Linked DNA regions of Homo sapiens: regions 1 and 2 are each linked to region 3. A link is a loop called in an ENCODE intact Hi-C map of the cell type or tissue named here. Cell type or tissue: GM12878. All regions are shown on one strand.

Region 1 (8,000 bases), 960 kb after region 3:
GATCATCAGACCCTCATGCGACAGTTATCCTGCCCTGTACCTGGAGGGAAGGAGTACTACCACAGAGGAGCCAGGAAGAATCTGAGCAGACAGGCCTTGCTGGGTTTCCCTGCCTTAGTCTATTACCATTAGACTATACACTTTTAACCAATTATGTTTTCTACAACTATCTGTGTTTTCCCCCAAACTTAACATAAAACATGCAGTTTTCCCTGAGTCTTTTCGTCTGCATTTCTGAAGGCTCCTGGTTTCACATAAAACATTGATAAATAAATTTGTTATGCTTCTCTCTTGCTGACACATCTTTTGTTATAGGAGTGCTGGCCGTGACTGCTGTGGTGCGTAAGGAAAAGGTATTACCTCTTTGCCCCTATAGTGGTTATGGTACTTAAACAAGTTAATTTGGTGGCTGAGTCTGAATTAGAACTCAGATTTCCCTAGTCATCCTCCTGTGCATTTTCATTCGTATCACCCTGTATAAAATATTTGTTCTCCCTGGGGCTTATGCGTTTTGAAAAGAGTCAAAATTTAGGTTCATATTCAATGATAGACTTTAGCAAACTCTACAAATGAGCTTTAGTCATAAGCCACAGTTGGAGGGTTCATGTGCTTGCATATGCAATGGTGGCCTTAAAACCCTCCCAGAGACTGAAATTGCAACATATTTGCTGGCCTCTTGCTCTATCCCCAAGGGCGGCAAACCTGGTGCTTCCTCTACCTTTCTGTGGCAGGCATCACAAGGATTTGCTATGCTGGCTAATGTCCCTGTTGTCTTCTATGAGAAGCTCTAATCAGAAATAGCTTCTGTCTGCAGTCGTTATTATGCCTCATGAGAAAATTCAGGGGCCATCTTCCTGAATGAGTAACGTGAACAGGAATGAAGTTCTCCAGAAGGTCTCAGGTTGACTCCATGATATCACAGTGCACCCACTCTATGCAAAGCTTCTCTGGGATTTCCATAAAAATTTCCACTATCTAAATCTCATTTGCATTCCTTTCTTAATTGATTCTGAACCAGCCCTCATTCCCTTAGTGATACCTCCATAAAACAACTTATTTCCACTCTTGAATAGCCACGCTAACAAGAATGGGTGATTTCTACCTGTGGAAGAAAAAGTATCATTCCAGTGTAAACTGGATTTGCCGCCCACGTTGTAGAAATTCTGCTTTCTTGAGTAATTGAGGTGCTCTTTTGAGATTTTTGTTGCCATTCCTAAGGTGAACTGTGCACTTAAAGATCTTGCTATACATTTGTATAATGCTTTATCAATTTATAAAGCATTATGAAATGCATTATTTTGTTGAATTCTTGATATGGTTTGGCACTGGGTCCCCACCAAAATCTCATCTTGAATTCTACTTCCATGATTCCCATGTGCTGTGGGAGGGACCCAGTGGGAGATAATCGAATCATGGGTGTGGTTTTCCCCATACTGTTCTTGTGGTAGTGAATAAATCTCACGAGATCTGATGGTTTTGTAAAGGGGGTTCCGCTTTCGCTTCTCTCTCATTCTCTCTTGCCACTGCTATGTGAGAAGTACCTTTTGCCTTCCGCCATGATCGTGGGGCCTCCCTAGCCACATGGAACTGTGAGTCCATTAAACCTGTTTTCCTTCCCAGTCTCAGGTATGACTTTATCAGCAGTGTAAAAATGGACTAATACAATTCTAAAAGCCAAACTGCCAAGTAGCTGAAGCAGGTGGAGCCAGGATACTAAGGGTTGGAAAAGGGAGATCACCTTTCAAGAGGGAACCCATGTTTTCTGACTCCTCAGTACCAAGCTCCACATGTTTGGGAAGCAGTCACTTGCTGGAGAACTTGGGAAAGAGATATACTTGCTAGGAGTTACATGAAAACTGTAGTTATTGCACTGTTTCCAGTATCCAGCAAGAGGCAAGAGAGTTGGAGTTGGCTTTCCTTGCATACAACCCTTAACCAGCAAAGCATCCCCACAGTCCCTTACTCTCATCACCTAGGTGCCATTTCCCTTCCACTTCAGCCCTACCTTCCCTAATTTTCTGACCTCCTACCTTATTAACTCTTGATTTTAGAATGGTGGAATAGTACACCCTTTGGGGGCTGATGCTGATGTGTGCATTTACCTGATTGCCTGCCTGTATTTTCATTCATGCATTTATTTAAAAATATCTAATCACCTTCTACTGTGTACCAGGCACTGTGTAGCAGGAAGAAGATGGAGATACAATGTTGAACAAAGTAGACTTTCTGCCCCCTTGGAGCTTGCAATCCTGAGGGTGAGGGGAAGATATTCTATTACTCAAAGGTTTTGCTTGCAAGCAATAGACTCTAAAATTGGTTAACTAGAGCAGAAATGGAATTTATAAATTCTCACAGCACCAATGGGAATCTTAATAACCAAATTCAAATTCATAAATAGGCAAGCTCTAAAGGAAGCTTGGTAGCAGGGCCACATAGCCAAGGTAGCGCTGCAGAACAGTCTAGGTTGTACCTGTCACTGCCACTGCTGTCCTGGAAATTTGGTGCCCTTGCAGCTTCATTCTCATGGCTGTCACCCTGAATAGTTTCTCAATTTTCTCTTTGTTTTGCTTTATTTCCTTAAGGTTTAAAATCTCAAGTAAGGATGTTAGATTGTTTGAGTCTACACTCTAGCTACATGCAGTATTAAAAGGGATAACTGGGTCCTTTCCTTTCTGTAGTGGGAGGTGAAGGTTTTCTCTTCAACAGCACACACCTCTGAGTTTATTCCTCAATCCTTGGGATCTCTTGCAATTGTGAAGGGCCATGTGAATCATGATAAATTTAAAAATCTTATACTAAGAGTAATGCGTGGCCAGTGAAGTGCTTCAAGGTTGAAAGTAATATGGGTCAGTTTACATTTGCAAAAGAAATTTCAGTGGCATTACAGTAAGTCTGGAACAGAAACCAGACAGCAACATGCTTTCCACAAGAAATTTTAAACCAACTAAATGATTTATATTTGAATTATAACTTGTAAAATTAAAGTAATTCATGCATATTATAATAATTTGGGGTAATTAATGCTAGATGCTGTAACAACCCCAAACTCTCATTGGCTTATTTTCTTATTCACATAAAGTCCAGTGTAGATGTTGTTAGTTAACAACAAGTGGTCTTCAAAATAGTTCTTCAAGGACCCAGGTTCTTTGCATCTGATGGATCCATCATCCCTTCTGGCCTTTGATTCTTTTTGCTGGAGACTTGGTATTTGATCAGGGATCAGGGAAAGAGAGAGGGTAAAAGATCATGTGATACATTTTTATGGGCTATGCACAGAGACGCTGTTATCACTTTCTCTCACATTCCATTGGCTAATACTCAGTCACATGGCCATCCACCTTCAAAGGAGGCTGGGAAATGTAGTCTGTGTGTCCAGGAAGTAAAGGGAACAGGTTTTGATGAACACATAGCAGCCTGCAACGTACAAATAGCTTAAAAATTTATAGGCACAGAGGCTTACAACAAAAAATTGAAAAATAAACTCTTTTCTACCTCCTAGCCCATTGGCAGTGCCCTGAGTAATGTACCTCTGATTCCTTTTTTAGAGCATGTGACAGCAAGATTGCCTCTATGTTTAGCTCAATGTAACATACATGTTGTGAAGCAGGAGAAAGCATTACATTTCAGATTATTAGAGTAATTCCAGGTCAAAGATCCAGAGTTCAGTGAGGTGTGTCACCCACCAGCCATTTGGGTTGAAGCATCAAGGTGTCCCCATCACTTTAGGGCAGGGTTTCTCAGTCTCAGCACTACTCACATTTTGGAATGGGTAATTCTTTGTTGATAGGGGCTGTCCTATATATTGTAAGATGTTTAGCAGCATTCCTTGGCTCTACCCACTAGGTAGTAGTAGTAGTAGTACCCCTCCCCTTACTTGTGACAATTGAGCATTCCCTGACATTGCATATGTATCCTGGAAAGTAAAATAACCCCTAGTTAGGAACCACTGCCAGAGAGGTTGAACCTGGGAGACTCAGAGAGAAGAAGACAGATTCTGTCACTGTGGGCCTCAGATGATGGCACCACTGAGTTTTAAAGGTAAGAATTCCCCTCAGCTTGAGTTGTAGAGAAAGATGAGGATGTGAAAGAATACCATTGCTGAGGTACTTTGGTGTGAAAGACGCAGTTAGGTACAGCACACCATCATATTACTTTAAGATCCAGGAATGACTTTCTTCGTGACTCCAGCCAATACTATTCTCCATGCCTCATCCTTATCACATCTACTAGTCAGAAACATGGCAACACTTGAACAGAAGTTGGGAGTTTAAGGACAAAGAAAGCTAGGTATCAACTTGATTTATCTAGCTGAGGTAGACCAGACCTTTTTTTTTTTTCCCCCTGAAGTGCAGCCCCCTGGTGGATAAAGATTTACTCTACATCTCTGATTCAGCTGCCCTGTGGAGACAGACATTAAAGAAGAATTAAGAATGAAGACAAGAATATTGATCTCCCTCACCAATCTCCTCTAACCGATACCTCTTAATCACAGAACAAATTGGAGTCCCGGTAAACTACTTTAATGAGCATCCATTCTATTTCTTAGTTCACATGATGGGAAGAGAAGCTATCTTGCTGTCTCCCTACCTGGTTTCTCTTTATTTGTGTTTGTAATTCACTTTCTCATACCATGTCTATATTTCATTTTATGTATACATGCATATATATATATACACATACACACACACACACACACACACACATATATTATTTCACATTTTCATCTGTGTTTTGCTGTAACACTGGAGGTTTATTATTTTAGATTGTTGTGAGGCACCTGAATATTTTGCAAGACAATGAGCCTCTAGAATCTTGGTATCCAAGGAACTAATTTCGTGCAGCAAGAGAAAAAAAAAAGGTAAGCAAAAGAAAACAGTAACTATACATCTGGATTCTAGACAGTGTTAGGATGGCATAACTTGTTCCCATCTGAGTGAATTCAGTGGATTTGTATTATACAGTGCCTGCTTAAAACGTGTAGCCAAATCAGAGCCATTCTTTAAATTAAAAACAAACCCCATGGCTTTTGCAGCACTGTGTGCCTTGTATTTGCAACTCTGTTCAGTGAAACAAACTCTTGTCCCAAGAGAGTGGGCAGACAGGAGAGCTCTTAGTGCACAAGCATAAATTTCTTCCTCCTTCCAAATGATATTTTATAAAATTGTAAAGGAAATTGACACCTGAAAGTGCCTGGGTAATGCCATGTCATAAACTTTGTACTGTAAATTGGAGAGCTGGGGTAGACTGTGTTTTGAGCAGCAGGCTACGTACCCAGAAACTGGGCCTATGTTCCCAGGCCTGTCCCTGGCTTTGTGTCACCCAGGGGAAATCAGTACTTTTGCCAGGGCCTGGATTACCCATCTCCAAAGTGTAGATAGATATACACTTTTGCTCCCTCCTTGTCTCTGTTCCCAGCTGTAACTTGCATTTTTGGTATTCAGAAAATAGATGAGCCAATGTTTATGAAACACTTCGAAACCCTAAGTAAAATAATCTTATGCAAGCCTAAGTTGTTATCAACTGTATTGTTATCCTTATCATTACAATGTACATGCTGTTGCATATTTGCAAATTACATACAGTAATTACCTGAATACATACAGTAATTCAAGTACCATTACTAGTACTTGACATTAGTATTTCATATCAACTTGCAGGGCAATAAATACTGCTGGGATGCTTTCACTTGACAGTTGATTATTTATTGGTAGCTCAGGATTTGTTAGACACTATAATTTAAGAGAATTTTAAACTTTGTCTGCCAGCAACTTCATAATCTCAGATATCCTGTGTCTGGTGATAGGCCTGTGCTGTAGGAAGTTCCCAGAATATTAAAGATTCAAGAAACCTGTAAGTGTATCTCCTTCAATGCTTCCATTTTGCAGATGAAGAGATGAGGTCCAGAAAGATCAAGTGACTCTCCCAAGCTGTGTAGTTAATGTGTCAGGACTGAAACCCAAGTCTCTGAATGTGCAGTTAATTGCTCTTTTCATTGTCTTGAACTATATGGCAAAGGCAAAAAAGAAGAAAAAGGGGGTACAGAGCCCAATTGTTTTGCTTGATTGCGTGATTCCCCAATAGTGACAGAGTTACACTGTTAAGGATTTAGAAAATGTCCCCATGGTACCTTAAAAGACTAACTGAAGTTGACAAGAAAGATGAAAACCAAATGTAACCCATGGGTTAGAGACATCAGTGACATGATTAGAAGACTATGGGATGAGTTTCCTTAGAGAGCTGTGGCATAATCTTCTAGTGTGAAGTTGTACTGCTGTCTTTCTGGCAGGCAAGTAGGTGGACTCCATTTTCTATCACCTTTACAGCTGGGATATAAATGAAGATTGTCACTTCCTGGCACTTAGTTGACCCTTTGCATAGAAAACACAACAAATTGGGTGTTGATGATGGTGGAGGTGATTATTTGGGTGAGTCCACATAGAGGAACTAGGCAGCCACATCACTGCCTATGGAGCAGAGATTCCTACTTACTGTGTGGGGACATTTATCATTGACAGATATTCTCCAGGTGGTCCATGGGCTGATATTTTTAAATCATATTAATGTTTTCTTCATAATACAGAATTGTTTCTGGCACCAATTAATAATGTGATTATGATATTTCATACAACTCAGACAGTCCCAGTTTGATTTTTTATCAGTGGCAATCTATCTTCTCATTATTTTTCCTCGTAGGGAATTCTTGTTTTCCAGTGTGTCATCAGAGATCACTCTCACTTTAGTAGGCTGAGATTTGAAAAGAAGTACTTATTTTTAGTAGAGAGATCCATATTATTCCTAGGAGCATGGAAGAGTAATGACACAGCATGATGCTGAAGTATGGTATAGTGTTGGAAATACTAGACTAGAAGTCAAAGGATTGGGAAACTCATCCCGACTTACATACCAAGTAGTTTTGTGATATGACAACTCACTTAACATTTCAGGGCCTTACCTTTCTCTTCTGTAAAATGACATAATTTGATTAAGTCAATTCTAAAGCCCCCTCTAGTCATAAAATTATAGGGATCTAAGTGAATTGAAAATTGATGGCACAATTTAGGAGAAAACTTCCTGGGTTATGGAAGATATTATTATAATTCTTGTGAAACACACAAATTACACCAAATGACCCTAGAGCCAGAGCCCTGCAGCCCTGAAGCTCCCAAGGTGTGAGAGGATAGCTTTATGTTTTTATGCTGTACACAAACCACCCTTTTCCCCAAAACAAGAAGCACATTTTCAACCATAGCTGTTGGGTAATTACATACCCAAACACTAGCCATCATAAGCTATATTGGTGTTTTGTACACCATGCTATGGAATGGTGTACCATCTAAGTTCTTTCTGATGGTGTCAGGAAGACTGGGGAGGAGAAAAGAGACAGGAGGGGAGATAGAGAGAACTAAAGCATAGGCTTTCTGAGGTGGGTGTTGCTAGAATGTCCTTTAAAAAACATCTATCTAGTGTAATGGAAAATTATTAAAGCTGATACTCATGTGGCTAATAGGATCCATCTCGTTTGTCGTAGTCTCATTCCACATACATTAGAAACACACTGCAACCCAGTGGGGCAGCTCTTTGATCTGCCACTAACTTGATAACACCAAGTATTTGTCCCTTATTAATTGTAGCCATACAGTGTAATTTTTTACTGCAGCACAGAAATCCTATGGAACAGGTGTTCCCTTATTGCCCAATGTGACTGCCATAAGATTCCATTGTGTGTGTGCTTCTAGCCCTGAGATTTGAGGAATTAAAGCAGTTTAGGGAGGAGATGTCAAGAAACCTCTCTTGTTTCTGCAAAGCCATCTTAATCATGCCTGCCTCTTTTCTTCAGGTTGATTTACATAGCAGCGTGACATTTCATCATTAAGGAAGCAGGTCCCAATCTTCTGTGTCTTTTTCTTGGCTTGTCTGGCAAGCAATTCTCTTTTGCAAGCTATGAAATCCTTAAGGAGGACTTCCTGGCAAGGGAAAAATCCTCAGTCATCCAACAGTCT
Region 2 (8,000 bases), 860 kb after region 3:
GAAATACATATGGTCCCCAACTTACAATGGTTCAACCTACTATTTTTTTTAACTTTACAGTGGTGTAAAAGTGGTACACATCCAGTAGAAACTGTACTTTGAATTTTGATCTTTTCCTAAACTAAGATAAACTCATGACTATCTGTAGCATCCTCATCATCCAGCAATTAATTTTAGTTCAGTGCTTCAACATTCTTCAGGCCTACTGTGCCTTCAGCTGTATACATTAATGATGAATACTCGTACGATGATTCTGTTTTTTACTTTTGGTACAGTATTCAATAAATTACATGAGATATTCAATGATTTATTATAAAAATATGCTTTGTCTTAGATGATTTTGCCCAACTGGAGGCTAATGTACATGTTCCGAGCATGGCTATTGATGTTTGGTAGGTTACATATTGTATTAGTTCATTAGTTCATTGTCATAAAAACCTGAAGCTGGGTAATTTATAAAGACAAAAGGTTTAATTGGCTCACAGTTCTGCAGGCTGTGCAAGAAGTGTGGTGCTGGCATCTGCTTCTGATGATGGCCTCAGGAAGCTTACAGTCATGACAGAAGGTGAAGTAGAAGCCAGACCATCACATGGCAAGAGCAGGAGCAAAAGAGAAAGGGAAGAAGTGTTACACTCTTTTAAACAACTAGAACTTGTGTAAACTGACTGAGTGAGAATTCAGTCATCACCAAGGGATGGCACTAAGCCATTTATGAGAGATTCACCCTGATGACCCAATACCTCCTACCAGGCCCCACCTCCAACACTGGAAGTCACATTTCAATGTGAGATTGGAAGAGGACAAACATCCAAACCATATCAGTGTGTTAAATTCATTTTCAACTTATGATGGGTTTATTGGGACATAACACCATTGTAAGTCAAGAAGCATCTGTACTTACTTGGATGTACCCAAAGTTCATTGAGTTGGCCCTTTCATAAATATTTACTGAGCACTTACTGTGCAGGCACTCTTCTGTGCATTAGAGATACAACTGTGGACAAGGATAGCCAATAATCAAGTGTAATGTCAATAGAAATAAGTGCCACAGAGAACAATATAGCAGTATATAGGATCAAGAATGTCTGAGTTAGGATTGCTCTTTTGGACAGGGTGATCAGAAAAGGGCTTTCTAAAGAGGAAGCTTTTGAGCACACCTGAGTGAAGTAAAGGACCAGGTTATGAGACTGTCTGGTAGAAGATATTTCTAAGCAAACTGTGGATGATACCTTTGTCAGTTTCTCCAACTTAGAATAGAGAAGCCTCGATACTGAGAACATTTCTTATCTTTTCCTTCTGGGCTCTAGGTCACTGGGACTCACTGTCTCGTTCCCAAGTCAACTCTGTGCTGAAGACACGTTCAATAGGAAGAGGTGGTTTAACTCTTCTGGCAAATATTATGCATGGTGGCTGTCCCTGAGAGTATCTGCTAGAGCAAGGGGTCAAGCATTGAGTCCTAGGCCCTGGGTGAGCAAGGGAACCAACTGGAACTCTAGACCTCTCTCTCACATCTCCCAGAGCAAAAACTAGGAAAACAATTTGCAGTGTTTTTACTCCATAGATGACATTGAAGTTCTTCTCATGTCTGGATGTAGTGTATGGATGTGAATATAAATCTCTCACAAACTTTCGTACTTTACTAGTAGCAGCAACACATTACTTGTAACCTTACTTTGTGAGTATTCCAGGCACAGCACTTTGTCAAGACAAAGCCCTAGGTTAAAAAGTACTGTGAGAGAGGTCAAGGTAACAGATTCAATCCCTATCTGTGGCAGTTATCATTCCCCTAGAGACTCATGACCCTTCATAAAGTGGATTTTTTTTTAAGTAAATACCATTAGCATCAGGGAGCATGGGGCATGGAAGTACAAGTCATTCTCACCAAAGGCTTGCCAAATAAAGGCAATATTGACAGAGGGTTAAGACGGAAATTAAACAATTTGTTTGTTGCAAAGTATGGTGGAGGCTGAGATTCAACTAGCAGAAGCAAAAATCATTTCTCTTTCCTTAATTCATAGCCCTTTTTTTTTTAATGAAAATATTCAATGAAAGTAGTATTCAACAGTAGTTTATGATCCTGAAGAGCCACTCAGGGGTTTCCCCCTTCATCCTACTGAAAATGCACAGAGACTTCACAAGAGAGTTTCACTGAGCAGCAGTGGTGATAGTACAACCAGGGCTTTACCTGTCTTTGAAGATGAACAGCAGAACATCCATCATCCATGAGACCCACTGTGCTACCAAAAGCGTAAAGAAAACCATGAGTGCAGTGTTGTGATTCCCAAAGATATTTCTAATGATTTTCAAAACAAGAGCAAGAAAGGAGTCACAATTGTACTCTATTCCCACTTGAGATACAAAGGACATTTTCCCCAGGATATGGGGACTGATTAAGCCAGCAGTATCAACATTATCTGAGAACTTGTTAGAAATGCAAGATCAAGCACTTTCTTCTCATTCTTTTTCATTCATGTGCTTTCCCTCACACTGCTTTACTTTCTCTGCCTTTCATTTCTCTGGTTTATCACTGGCTCCCTCATCCTTCAGCCCTTGGATACAATGTGAAGTTTGAAACCTCCAGCAGTCCTTTCCTTCAAAGAAAGCATGTAACCCCCACACTGGAATGTCTTTGGAGCTGTGTGAATAAATGTGTTGAGAAGGAGTAGATGGTTCCCAGGTAATTTTTGCAGACAGAACGGCAATCCAATTCTGGATCTGCAGTCAAACCATCTGCAGAGATAAACATCAGAAGCAAATTTGTATTTGTGGGGGAAACTGTCCTTCGTCCTCAACCCAACATTGAATCTGAAATATTTACAAGCTTTATTACATGTAGAATTGGTTTTTAATGCTTTGAGGTGTTGTGTAGGTGAAAGGGAATGGAGCTGATAAATGTAGTTACATTCTTGCATCCATTGGTGACACAATTTTCCAAAAAAGTCATTTTGCATGTAGAAAAAAATAATGATGGGGGAAATGAAATAGTGTCATAAAAATGTATAAAATAATCTGGCAGGGCTCAAAATTTGAGAGAGATTTGAGGCCAAGCAAAAGACTCTATCAAAAAGACTTTAAATGCTATCTCCAATTTTCTTAAATTTAGATAATAAGAACATAACATTTTTCAATCTAAAATGATTCCCCTTGTTGATGGGGGTCTGAGAGCCAGGGCTGCAAGACTGTTCATTCTGGTTTATCTTCAGATGAAATCCAGCCATGGGGTTCAGGTGGAGGGCATCGAATTGTTGTGAGAAAGCAGTGGTGTAGAAATCTCTCATTGCACCGGCATCAGACTTTCTCACATACACAGAGATAGAACATTATAATTCTCCGCCCCACCCTGCATTCTTGTGGGATTTAAGAAATTCCTGCTCTCACTTTCTACAAGGGCTGGTGTAGTTCATGCTGGTGCCAAATTGGTCACAAGGGGGCACCGAAGTGCCACAAATTTTGCCCTGGGACCTTTCTACACATGCAAATTTCCAGCAACAGAGGCCACAGAACTGTGGCCCTTCAGGAGCATTCTTCCCAAGCTTGCTTGGCAGAGGCATCACCATGGTGGTTGGAATCATAAAACATCGCCCACAGTTTGTGTCTGCCCAAGTGTCCATCTTGGTGCCAGTTTGAAAGTATTCCACCATGGTGGTTGAAGCACCATATTAAGGTTCTTTCTTTAAAATATTTTTTTTTCTTTAGCTAATTCAGCCCTGCATCATGTTACTTTTAGAGAAATTGTTACAAAAATCCATTTGAGAGGAATCTGTTAATTAAAAAAAAATTGATAGTACACTTTCTAACAATACATTTCAAGTATTGGTGTCCTGAATCTATTCCTAACAGGGAAACTATTATTTTCTTTTTTAACTGTTTGCCAAAGGAGACAGTCATTTGTTTATTTATTTACTGTGCATTGTCTTTCCTCTTTACCTGAAAAGTGAAGAATTGGCAGGGTTCTTGCTGCAACATGAAGAACCATGGGATAATTTCATGGAGCAACAGTGAAGTTATATGTTAGTTTCTCTCACTTAGAGAAGATGGGGAATTTGACTATTGATTTCAAATTTTCTCTGTCTGGGCAGGAGAGCTTGTATTTTATTAAATGCAGTCAATTTGTGGTGAAATATTCTTTTTATTTTTCAAGATAGATTGCTGATTTACTTTAGAAGGGTGGGAAAATAAGTCTGTACCTGCTGAGTGCTGAAGAGAAGTGTTTATTTGCTTTATTGATTTGATCCATTTTTGTGAGATGTTTTCTATGTATTTTTCATTTGGCTACAAAACCTGCCCACAAATGGTCCTGGCTGTTGTACTGCTTCAGCATTCTGGAGAATAGCTCCAAAGAGTAGAGTTTGGAATTTGCAAATAATTCTTTTGTTGGAGAAGCCTTTCGTGGAGAGAAGCTCTGTGCCTCGGATATGGACAGGCTTATAACAGCAACCTCTATACTTTCCAGTGATCTTGATTGGTTAAGTTGTCTTACGGTTCGAGGGTATGAACAAAATAAGTTTTGGCTTCCCAGCTAGGACCCTCAGATCATTGTTAAGTGGGAAGCATGATCAATCACAGGTACTAACATAAATACCAAGAATATTAAGCTTTCAAAAATGGTCCTTCTGGCCTTGAATTCTTTATTTGGTATCAGAGGATGAAAGCTTCCTGTTTAAAAACAAAATGATGATACTGCTTCCGATTGAAAACTTATTCATTTATTTAAAAGCTAGACTTAAAAAAAGCTAGACTTTTAAAAGGCCATTCAATTATGATGAGCAAGAAGAATGTCTGATCTATAGTTTTAAGTGGAAAAGTATAATGTACATACTATGTATATAAAATTTTACTCAAAATTTTACATACAAGATGTAAAATGTGAGTATGTTTATATGTAGCAACTGGGAGGCATTTTGGATTACATAGGCTATTTTGTAGGGATTTAGATTATAGGTGACTTTAAACAAATTTGGTTGTGTTAATTTTAGAACATTATTTATGCTAAAAAAGAGCATTGGATACTTTTGTAAAATGATGACTCCTTTATGTGATTGGGACTAATTATCTTGACATTTTCTGGCTGAGTTAAAAAATTTTTTGAATGTTGGGTTTCTTTCAAGTCATATCTGATTCCATTAGAGTTGACCATTTCTACTTTCTTTACAGAGGAAATCAGACCAAGATTTTTAGATCTAGACTGGAAAGATAAACATAAATTTTATTGCAATTTAAATTACATATAGTATCCATCCAATTTTGACAGAATAGGCTCAGGATTCATTGATATTTTTTATTTCTTCGATAATGAGGTAGAGAAAATAAACTTGACAAATTCTAAACTATACTCAACTGTTCTAGAAATAATATATAATAAGCTTCCATTAATGGAATGACCTGTTGCAATGAAGTATATTTTTAAAAATCCTTATGTATATATTTCAAGATTAGAAAGCTCACACACACACAATTTTTTTTAATATATAAAGGAGAAAACAGGTTTGTCATACAATTAGTTCATATACATATGAGGTCAGTTAACTCTGTTCAGCTTTTAGTCATGCATAGAAGGATAGCTAAAGATAGCAGATTCAACCCACTTCATTTCCTATGTGCGCCTAAAGGCACTGATGCTGAGTTTTGGCAGAGAAAATAAATTCAAATATAAGAGGATGTAGGCATGTTGATTTCCAGACCAGAGAAAGAAGTTAAAGAAGTAACTTTGTTTTGGATAGAGGTGGGTGGGAAGGACGCTCTCTTTGAAGTAATGTTCGGAGCTTAGATGATGTTCTAGGAGCCTTTCCAAATTTAATTATTTTTGTGCTCAGTATTTCAAATTTCAAATAATTACAGTTATCTAAATTTCAATACAGGCATATGGGTTCCCCATTTCCTGTGACTTATAACTGTACTTGTTTGGGGGAAGGAAGTTTCAAAGGTGAGATTCATTTTCATGGTGGCTGTGGTTGTTTCCATTGTGCACTTTTCCAGGCAGTTGTTGTGAAAGCAGCCCAGGAAACTTTGCTTATCACTGGCTAAAAGGCGATACTTAAAGGTGAGCTTTTGGGTGGTGGAGCAGGAAGTGGTGAAAGAAATACATAAGAAAGTAATCTTGGAACAAAAGCCTTGCCAATTTGTTCATTCTTGCATTTTTAAAAAAAAAAGAATAATAAAGATTCGATAATCCTGGATTCTCAGAGCAATGCTTCCATCACTGTGCTTCATCCTGAAGAGCAATTTGTTCATCTACATTAGGTTTCTTATTTATATTCACATATGGATAGGTATTTCTTTACATTCGGCTGCCTCTTATTATATACTGAAAAGACAATATGCTTTTCCAGTCTTGTAGCATTGTTGCTGGTTTGGGACATCCCCACGTATTAAAAACATGCAACTGGCATAGGATGTTTACCCCATTAATTAAATTTTTCCTAATGCAGTTTATTGTGGGTGCTATTTTCAGGTCATGCTTCTATTTGTAGTCTCTCTCTCTCTCTCTCAAGTAGATTTTTAAAAAAACAGGTCTAGAAATCTTTGTGAAACTTAAAAAAAATTATATGGAGTTATAAGCATTTCTTTCAAATTAACGCTTATTTAGATACCTAAAATGTTATCACCTGGAGTTTTTTTTAATGTAGATAACTCAACTTGACTTCTATTTTTTTCTTGTTTAAAAGTTTGTTGTTGTTGTTGTTGTTTTTAAAATGAGAGTTCTTATTGATGGGAGAATACTGAGCCCCCCTTTCCCTAATATGTAGATGAAAAGGGGAAATTAATGATTGACTGAACTTTTCACTTTTATCCAGATGTCTTTGCTTTCTGTCTACTTAGCCTAAGTGTGTGTGTGTGTGTGTGTGTGTGTGTGTGTGTGTGTGTGTGTGTGTGTATGTGTCTACAGGCATGTGTTCTAACCCTCCAGTCCCAGGTAGAAATTGGTGGGGTCAGTTCTGGGATGGTGATAGAATCTGGCAGCATAAAGTGGTGTGGGTGGGTGTCGCTTCAGCTAGAACCAAAATGCTCAGATATCCTTGCAGGTACAGGTGTGCTGGGATGGACTGCAGGACTATAATGTGGAGATGGCACCTGCCAACAAATTCCAGTGACCAAACAAAGGGAATGACTGCTCTTTGGAGACTGTAATTGTGGTCTCACAGCAGATCTCACATTGTTCTATGCTCCGTGGTAAAGGGACAATTTATGTGTTGTTTCAAGAAATTATTATTCACATTTCTTCAAAAGAACTCTGCTTTGTAGTATTCCTGGGGACATTCCTATTTGACTGCAACAGTGACTGCCTTAAAGTGGTGAGAAAAAGTGATCTTCACACATAGAAGTTAGGAAAGCAAAGGTGATTGGGGACTGTGGTATAAATGTGTTATTAAAATTCATCTCTTATATGGTGAGCTATATCTAATTTCAGAAATAGATTTTATCAACCAGAATCAGCAATATCTTTCAGTCTGCAGTTCTCTGTTACACAGACACATTCTCTATTAAATATATTTTTCTCTTAAAACTGGGAATATTATCTGATGCCTGTGTATGAGTGACATACTCCAAGTCCCATCTGCTGATCTACCTTTCAAATATTCCGATGTCCTCCTTGTTTCCCATTTTTTACTGTTCAGGTCCTCCACAGAACATTACTGTCCCAGCAGACCTTTTATCCAAGGACTGTTGATCACAACCCAAGAGCTGTCATCCTATTTGCATTCTGTGGAAGCATCATTATTCACAACACTTGATGTCCATAAAAACACATTAAAACTATTTCCTTGAGCAAAAATAATCAGCTCTCTGCTGTACATATCATTTGTGTACTCAAATTGTAAAATGTAAATTGATATATAAGAAAATGGCCCATTAACTTTTTCATTAATGACAATAATACATTTTGTACACCAGCAGTAGGAGGATCTTGCCTCTACTTTAGCAACCTGAAGGGTAAATGGAGCCCTCCTTCTTTTTCTTTTCTAATTTCATAAAAATGGTGGGTATCATCAAGCAGAGAT
Region 3 (8,000 bases):
TCAGCATATTCAGACGTTCCTTCTTAGTCATGTGTTGAGGAATGGAATGGTGAAGGGCTAGAAAAATTACCCCGCCATGTGCATTCGGCATTAAGACAGAGCACCCGAAGATGAGCCAGAGCAAATATGTTAATCATAATTCTATATTACACGATTCCTTCCACCCAGTATTGTGTGGAGATATATGTATATATATACAGTAATGTTGTTGAAGCCACCATGGGAAAGGAACCAGATATTTGTTTTTAAGCATTATAGGCTTTATGCCTGAATTTTATAAATGAGGAGGTTACCTGTGTGCCTTTAAGAAAATACTGAGAAACTTTTCTGTGCCTCAGACAGAAAATATAAATTGTGAACTTATTTAATGGCTATACCTTCCAAAGTAGAACAAAAAGAGAGAGCTATTGAGGTAACTAAAACAAAGTAAGAAATACGGCAAAAAAAGAGAAAAATACTTTTCCCCAGGTCTGAATCCAGCAGCTGAGAACACACGAAGGAGATGAATGAACTGAAATGGTATTTGCGGTAGAAGAGATAGATGCTGAGCTGTTACTTCTTGTGATGCTATGAGGTATTTATAACAACAAAAGACCCTCTTGAAAATAAAATCAGCATCCAGTTTCTCAGCAACAAACAACCTTCAGACGCCACAAGCAGTATACTACCTTAAACACTAGTGTATCCTACAGATGTTACTAATTACTTCAGTAAAATTTTATATTTTATTTATAAGCTGCGTCTACATTCGGATGCTACTTTCAGACTATTATTTCTCTTAATAAGCTCCTTTACCCTTATCTATAATAATGAAGGTAAACCTGGAGAAAAATATTTTTCCAGCCTGTGTCTCCATCCTAAAATTCGAATCAAATCATAGCATATAAAACTCCTTAAGTTTGAAGTGTGGTACTTAGTTTTTAAAAAGGAAATATTGGCCGGGTGCAGTGGCTCACGCCTGTAATCCTAACACTTTGGGAGGCTGAGGTGGGCGGATCACGAGGTCAGGAGTGGAGACCATCCTGGCTAACGCGGCGAAACCCCGTCTCTACTAAAAATACAAAAAATTAGCCGGGCGTGGTCGCAGGCGCCTGTAGTACCAGCTACTTGGGAGGCTGAGGCAGGAGAATGGCGTGAACCCGGGAGGCGGAGCTTGCAGTGAGGTGAGATCGCACCACTGCACTCCAGCCTGGGCAACACAGCAAGACTCTGTCTCAAAAAAAAAAAAAAAAAAAAAAAAGGAAATATTAAAAGTAAGTTTTTTTCAATAATGATTTTTTTTATTTTCCAAAGAGTATCACGGAGTTCACTTTTCTCATTAAAAAATAATAATATGCATGTAGTGTTTGACATTTCCCTTGTGAGCTGCAAAATCTAGAAATCAGGGGACATTGCTGAAACATCTGTTATTTCACATTTTCCATTGAATGACTTCCATGATCAGATGGACAAAAGACAATTACTACCATGCTTTTAGTCATTAGAGGTATTACAGTTTCTAGTAGTTGGCTTTTTGATGTTTCTACTGTCTCTTGGTATAGGTATATCCAAAGTGGAACAGAGGTGATAAGTTATCTTAGTCTGCCTGGTGCACCAACTGGTATCATATTGGCCTGAAATATTTTTCTGTATGTCATAAAGCTCTTGGAATTAAGAGATTCTTTGCATGCAAAGTAAAACACAATCTATTGAGTTGTAACTCTGATGAAAAATTTTGCTAAAATCTGAGACACATTATTTGTCAAATAAGATTTTGTGTTCTATGCCATATCAAAGAAACATGTTGACAAATGAAGAGTTAAGTAAATTACACATGAGATAAGTGTTTGTCTTGATTTGCTTGGGGGTATTGTGTATGTGTGTTTGTTTTTCTTTGTTTCAGTTTGTTTCTCTGGTTTGTTGTTTTTCTTATTATGTCATGCCAAACAGTAAATTTGATAGATTAATTTTTTTTATCATGGTAGTGACCTAATTAGACAGGTTGTTTTATTTGCAGTTGTTTAGCACACAGTCACATAGACACAGCCTAAATCAAGACTTTACATATTAAAAAAGTTAGAAATTTTAAAGAAACACTACACAAAACTGGGTAGAAATTGGAGAGTTCATAAATAATCTACTCTGACTTCTGATTCCAAATCCACTTCCAAATTTTTGTTAGAGTTTTATGACATATTCTGTTAAAAAAAAAAAAAGACAAAAAGGTGTAAGAAACACTCATTACGTGGCTTAAAAATGAACATTGAAATCACTCTGCTGATTCTGTTTTCCACAGGCAGTCACAACAATACCTCCATCTCACATACCCTTCTTAAATGTGACTTGGACACTATTCCCATGAAGAAATGGTCTGTGTTTCCTACCTTAAAAATGGGCTGGCTTTGTGACTATTTTGACTAACAGTGTATGGCAGAAATGATGTTATTGACTTTTTGTGTCTAGGTCATTAATGACCAAGAAGCTTCTGCTTTGTTGGCTAAAATACTTGTTCCTGAAAGCTTGCAAGAAGTCTGACTGCATTGAGGCCACCATGCTGTAAGGCAGACTAAACCCACCCAAAAGAAGAAGCTGCATGGAGAGGCCATGAGGCTACACAAAGAGTGAGAGATGATGGCAGCCTCCAGCTGCTTCGACCTCCCATCCTCCAGCTCTAGCACTAGCTGTAGCAAACAACTGGCCACAACACTAGGAAAGACCACCCAGCTCAGACCATTCCCAAATTCCAACCCACAGGAATCCATGAGAAGTCATAAAACAACGGTTATGTTTATAACCCCAAAGATTTGGGAGATCATTTATAGATCATTCATTTATTAAGCAAATGTTTACTGAATGTCCAGTCTGTGCTGGGCAATATCCTAAGTACAAAATCCTGCAAGGATTTTTTTTTCTCAAAGGAGTTTAATCCCTCTATCCTCTCTGCTTCCATGGCTCTTTAGATTGGTAATATAGCATTTATTTATTTTGTCCATATTGGTAATACAGCATTTATTCTTTGGTCCATATTGGTAATACAGCATATTTTTCCATATTCTATAAGTTGTATACATGTTTGATTATACAATTCTAAATTCAGGATCTGATTCTGAATTAATTTTATTTGCCTCTATAGTGTTCCTAGTGTACGTAAGTGTTGATATATAGCACCTATCTGGATAAAAAAAATTGATGCAGGAAAATTAATACCATTAGCCCCCATGATACAAATTAAACTAATATTCTTGAGACATAATTTATTTAAAATAGCTGAAGTCTTCAACTGAAGGAAAGGAAATACTTTTTAAAAAACATTTGAATATGTGATTATTCCTTACAGCAGTCAAAAGAGAAAGAAATAAGTACTTCTCAAAGATTCTAGTAATTAGTAAACAAGCCACGAGGTACTTAAAATTACCTTAAACCAGTTTTATTTTGTCAAATAGTCTGTTACTACAGCTATAGATAATTTTGTTCTAAGTGTAGCTTAAAACTAAAATGTGCCCTGGATAAGATAAAAAGTAGTGTCTGGGCGTCCTCATTACAATCTTCCTTCCTACCACTAGTCTATGCTGTTGCACTAAGTACTGAATGCTTGTTCAGTGTCCATAGGAATGTGGGGAAGATCACTTTTGTCTAAGATTTGTTACTCAGATGGGAAAAAGTCAAATGCCTTATTTTTTCCCCAAAATAGAAGCAGGCAATTTATAAACAATTCTGTTCACGAAAAAATGTATTCTGAATTCATAAATTTAAGTTATATGTTTTAACTATGTCAATTAGAAAAGGAAAATATTATGGGGGTGGGGCCTCCCTTTCTAATTTTGAAAAGAAGGAATCTAATCGTCATAGTTAAGCACTCTTACTTACAATGTTGAGTTTTTGTTAATTTCTCCTGGTCCTCTGCCTCACTTTGATCTGCATTTAATGAGTTACAAATCCTGTGAATTTTACCTCAGCGCTGTTTTTTCCACCTAGCCCATTTTCTCCCCTTTGTATTAACACAGTTTAAAACCTCAATGTCTATAAACTGCACAGTGCAGGCAAACATGTATTGAGGTCTTATCTGTGTGATGTCTTATGCTAAGGGCTTCACATATGTACACTGTTTAAATCTTACACAAATATGATGAAATAAATTCTAAAAGTTTTCCTGTTTTACAGATGAGAAAAGCCATGGAGGACTTTTTTTATTATTATTTTTATTTTTTTGAGACAGAGTCTTGCTGTGTCACCCAGGCTGGAGTGCAGTGGCGCGATCTCGGCTCACTGCAACCTCCACCTCCCAGGTTCAAGCGATTATCCTGCCTCAGCCTCCCAAGTAGCTGGGACTACAGGTGCCCACCACCACGTGCGGCTAATTTTTTTTTGTATTTTTAGTAGAGACGGGATTTCACTATGTTGACCAGGCTGGTCTTGAACTCCTGACCTCGTGATCCTCCCGCCTCTGCCTCCCAAAGTGCTGGGATTATAGGCGTGAGCCACTGCACCCAGCTGAGGACTTTTAGAACTAAGTAATTCACCCAAGGTGATAGTCAGTAGTGGTGGAACCAGCATGCAAATTAGACAATGTGACTTCATAGCCTAGTATTCTACTCTACTTCTGTAACTTATGGCTGGAAGGGACTTTAAAATTCCATCTACTCCATGTTTAATGCTTCATTCTCCCTTAACATTTGCAAAGTTGTCACTAGCCTATGTTGGAACATCTCCAATGACTGTCACAATAGTCTTCTATCTCTCAACTCCAACTCACCCTATGCTCTGCCAGATTCATTGTTTTCAAAAAGCTTTTTGTCATAATCTCCCTCAGCTCAAATAAACAACTAGCATTTCCAAACAGAGCAACTACAACCACTTCAAACATCCTAAACTCCCTCCAACCCTGGCTATTCACACGCTTCAGTTCACAACTTCCATCCAGAATCCTACTTCTCTGATTGTCCTCATGGGGAAAGTATGCTATTTCCTTCATCCTACAAGATGCTTCTCACTGACTCTATCCATATTCTTCTCATCCTTCAAGAGCCAAGTCAAATCTCTCTGCTTCCAATAAGCCTTCCTTGCTACACTCAGGTAAATGTAATCTCTCCATCTCCTGGCGAATGTCTCGATTTCTTTTTCTGTGCTATGCCTGGTGTGACAGGGAGTCAGGGCCAAAGATGATCTAACAAAGTCAGAACATGATAATCCAAGTACAGAAGATCATTTCATCAATACAGGCTCTAAGAAACAGTCTAGCAGTGGGTGACTGCTAGACTGTTTATGAGAATATGAGAATGAAGGCCAAAAGGATTCACAAGAGGGGATCAAGAGATTTTCAAGGAACTTCTGGAAGGCAAATCTAAGGAAGAATCCAAAATCAGAAACCAAAAAGCATAGTCAGGAGTTAAAGAACTTAGAGGAGCAGAGCACAAAGTTGTACATCGTATGTGGTTTTATCTTGGGTTGATTCTTCTAGTTTTCATTAGGATGACCACACATCACGTATGATTTAAAGATGTTGCTTTGCCTCTTACAATTTGCACAGCTTTTGCCACCCATTATTTTCTATGATATATTATAATTATACATCTGACAAAATTCTGAAATTGGCAGCTGTGACTACTTATGCTCTGGACTTATCTATAAATCTTTTAAGGATAGTCACAATTTTGTCTGTGTCTCTCTAAGAATCTTGCAGTGTTTTAACATAAAACATGATGAAGAAGTATTTGATGAGTGTATGCATGCATATATAGATGGATGAAAACATTAAAAAAAAAACTTGAGCTCCATCATTTCTGAATGTATAACCAATCCTCCAAAATGTCTGAAGTTAAATGACTGGCTCTTAATAAACCTTTTTGAGGCATCCACACTACCATATTTTACTAATTACTAAGTGTTTTCTAAACTGTGTGTGACAGGTTTTTAGTTAATTGAACCAAATATTTGACCAGATTTGAAGAATAGTTTTTCAAAGTAGTTTTTAATGAGGCCATATCTTGAAGTTTGTTACCTGTTAAATTAAAATGAAGACCAGGCCTGAAGAATCCCTGAGCAGCTAAAACGAGTAGACCTCATTAGTGACCTAAGGGTTGCTGGGTTTGCAAACAGAAGTGAAACTTAACTTGGGGTGATTTCTTGTAAATGCCTATATTAGAAAGAAAACAAAACTTAAGCTCAACCAATCAAAAGTAGCCAAAACCTTAGAAAATTATTAATATAATTAGGGACGTTCCAATAGGATATACCAAATAAGGCAACTGTATAACTATAACCAATCAAATATTGTGCTTGCTTTATTTCTGTGTCTGTTCTGTAAAAGCCTCCCCTTTGCATTCCCTCAGTGGAGCTCATGAACTGCTTTTGGTTTGGAGCTTCCTGATTCTCAAGTGAGTGCTCAAATAAGCTCTCTAACATTTTATTATGCCTCAGTTTACCTTCTAACATAACTGAACTCATTTGACTTTGTATAAAGTAAAAATATCATAAACCTTAAAACTATCACCAGTCCAATATTTTAGGAAGCATTTTATTAGTTACAAATATAAACCACCCACCTATTATTATAAACTGAAATACCAAGAGTAAACTGAAGATCATCAGGGTCATAGCATCACTATGGAGATTAAGTACTGCACTCTTTCACTATCATAAGTGATGATTTACACTTGTAAAGAAAAAGATCCAGGAGAAATATTCAGCCTGAGTGTATGTGTGTGTGTGTGTTTTTTTTTTAGTTCTCAAAAGGAGAAAACATATAAACTGATATAGTACTGGATAAAACCACAGACTACTAGGTAGCTCAGGATGCAAAAACAAACAAAGATTAAAATTCCAAACTGAAATATTTGAGAAATAATTATCCTTTGGTAAAACTCGCTGTCAAGAAGAAATTCATTTTTAATCATGAAATATATTTTTCCTATGCTATTTTTGCTTTGCTTTAATTTGCTATTTAGCAATGCCTGAAATATTAATAATTTGTTTAATAAATTCCTTCTAACTCTTAATAGATTTTTAATGAAGAAATCTGTCTTAGAGATCTGTCAAGAATTGATATTGCATACTTTCTGAAAGCGTTAAATTATTGACCTGCTGAACAGTTTCATTTGAACCTCTATCCTTTTCTTGCCATTTTCTATGTTCAGATATTCTTAGAAGCTTTGTGAAATGTAAAAATTATTGATCCTATAAGCCATAATAACAGGTATTTTAGGAATAAGAAGAAAAATGTTTCATCCACATAGTCAATTTATAAAAAATAAAATCTTTTATTCCAGATTAAAATGGTAAATCACTTGTAATTAGCCTGATAGGTAAAATAAACCCATACTACTTAAAACCATGAATGAAGATAGAGGAAAAAAAAAAAAAACATTCCCATGGGGGCCCCATCGTTGATCTATTTTCTACAAAACACGTAGCTAGCTATTCCTACATGGCTGCCTAAATGCCAGAGCTGTAACAGCTCCAGATAAATCCCTTTCTCCATGCAGATTTTCAACACTGGGAAGGTCAGCTCTGGAGTTCAACAAAGTCAAGGTGCATTCTATCAGAATGGCTGAGATGCTGACTCCCCTATTGTACTCTTCCCTGGATTATGACAATAAAACACAACGCTCAGCTTTGAAAATAAGTAAACTTGTGAAGACAGGAAATGTGTGACACTTTCATACCCCAGTCTCTTCATGACCCCAAGAGAAATTCATACAGGGTTTATCTCTGTAGATTCTGAAGACAAAATGGATCATGACAAGCCTGTAATATTTGCCATCAATCAGATCTGGATTTAATCCCCGGCTTCTCTATTTACTAAATATTTGACTTTTTTATCATTTGTTTATCTGAATGTGTTTCTTTATAATGTTGCCAACCTTATAGGACTGAGGGAAAGATTAAAGGAGATAAAGTATACATTTTCAAATGTTTGTTACCCAACCCAACACATAATTACTGCTTAATAAAAACTGGTGGCTATGGTAGTGGTGATGGTTGATCCCTGCCCCCAACATAAGTTCCAAAGCCAATACTACAGA

What was found. Hi-C counts contacts between places; a loop is a spot of excess contacts. Peaks named below come from ENCODE experiments on the same cell type or tissue, not always from the same donor. Only the 100,000 strongest peaks of a DNase experiment are listed, where the experiment ranks them.
Region 1: a loop joins it to region 3, with 9 times the contacts of the local background. A loop is called at or near these places in 5 of 110 quality-filtered maps.
Region 2: a loop joins it to region 3, with 4 times the contacts of the local background. A loop is called at or near these places in 2 of 110 quality-filtered maps.

The regions. Positions count from the first base shown.
Region 1 is chr2:58,867,593-58,875,592 of GRCh38, forward strand. The region is part of intron 3 of LINC01122 (long intergenic non-protein coding RNA 1122); the gene reads left to right. Among named protein-coding and RNA genes, the nearest start is that of LINC01793, 350 kb to the right of the region's middle. RefSeq lists an enhancer at 7,344-8,000. In GM12878, a CTCF peak has its summit at 4,367 (motif pointing left); DNase peaks (open chromatin) are centred at 3,289 and 4,129.
Region 2 is chr2:58,758,961-58,766,960 of GRCh38, forward strand. All of the region lies in intron 2 of LINC01122 (long intergenic non-protein coding RNA 1122), which reads left to right. Among named protein-coding and RNA genes, the nearest start is that of LINC01122, 240 kb to the left of the region's middle. In GM12878, a CTCF peak has its summit at 3,426 (motif pointing right); a DNase peak (open chromatin) is centred at 3,437; H3K27me3 peaks cover 180 bases.
Region 3 is chr2:57,902,788-57,910,787 of GRCh38, forward strand. It overlaps a transcript of VRK2 not described here. Among named protein-coding and RNA genes, the nearest start is that of VRK2, 140 kb to the right of the region's middle. RefSeq lists an enhancer at 5,981-6,280. In GM12878, a CTCF peak has its summit at 3,534; DNase peaks (open chromatin) are centred at 3,634, 5,010 and 6,104; H3K27ac peaks cover 3,188 bases.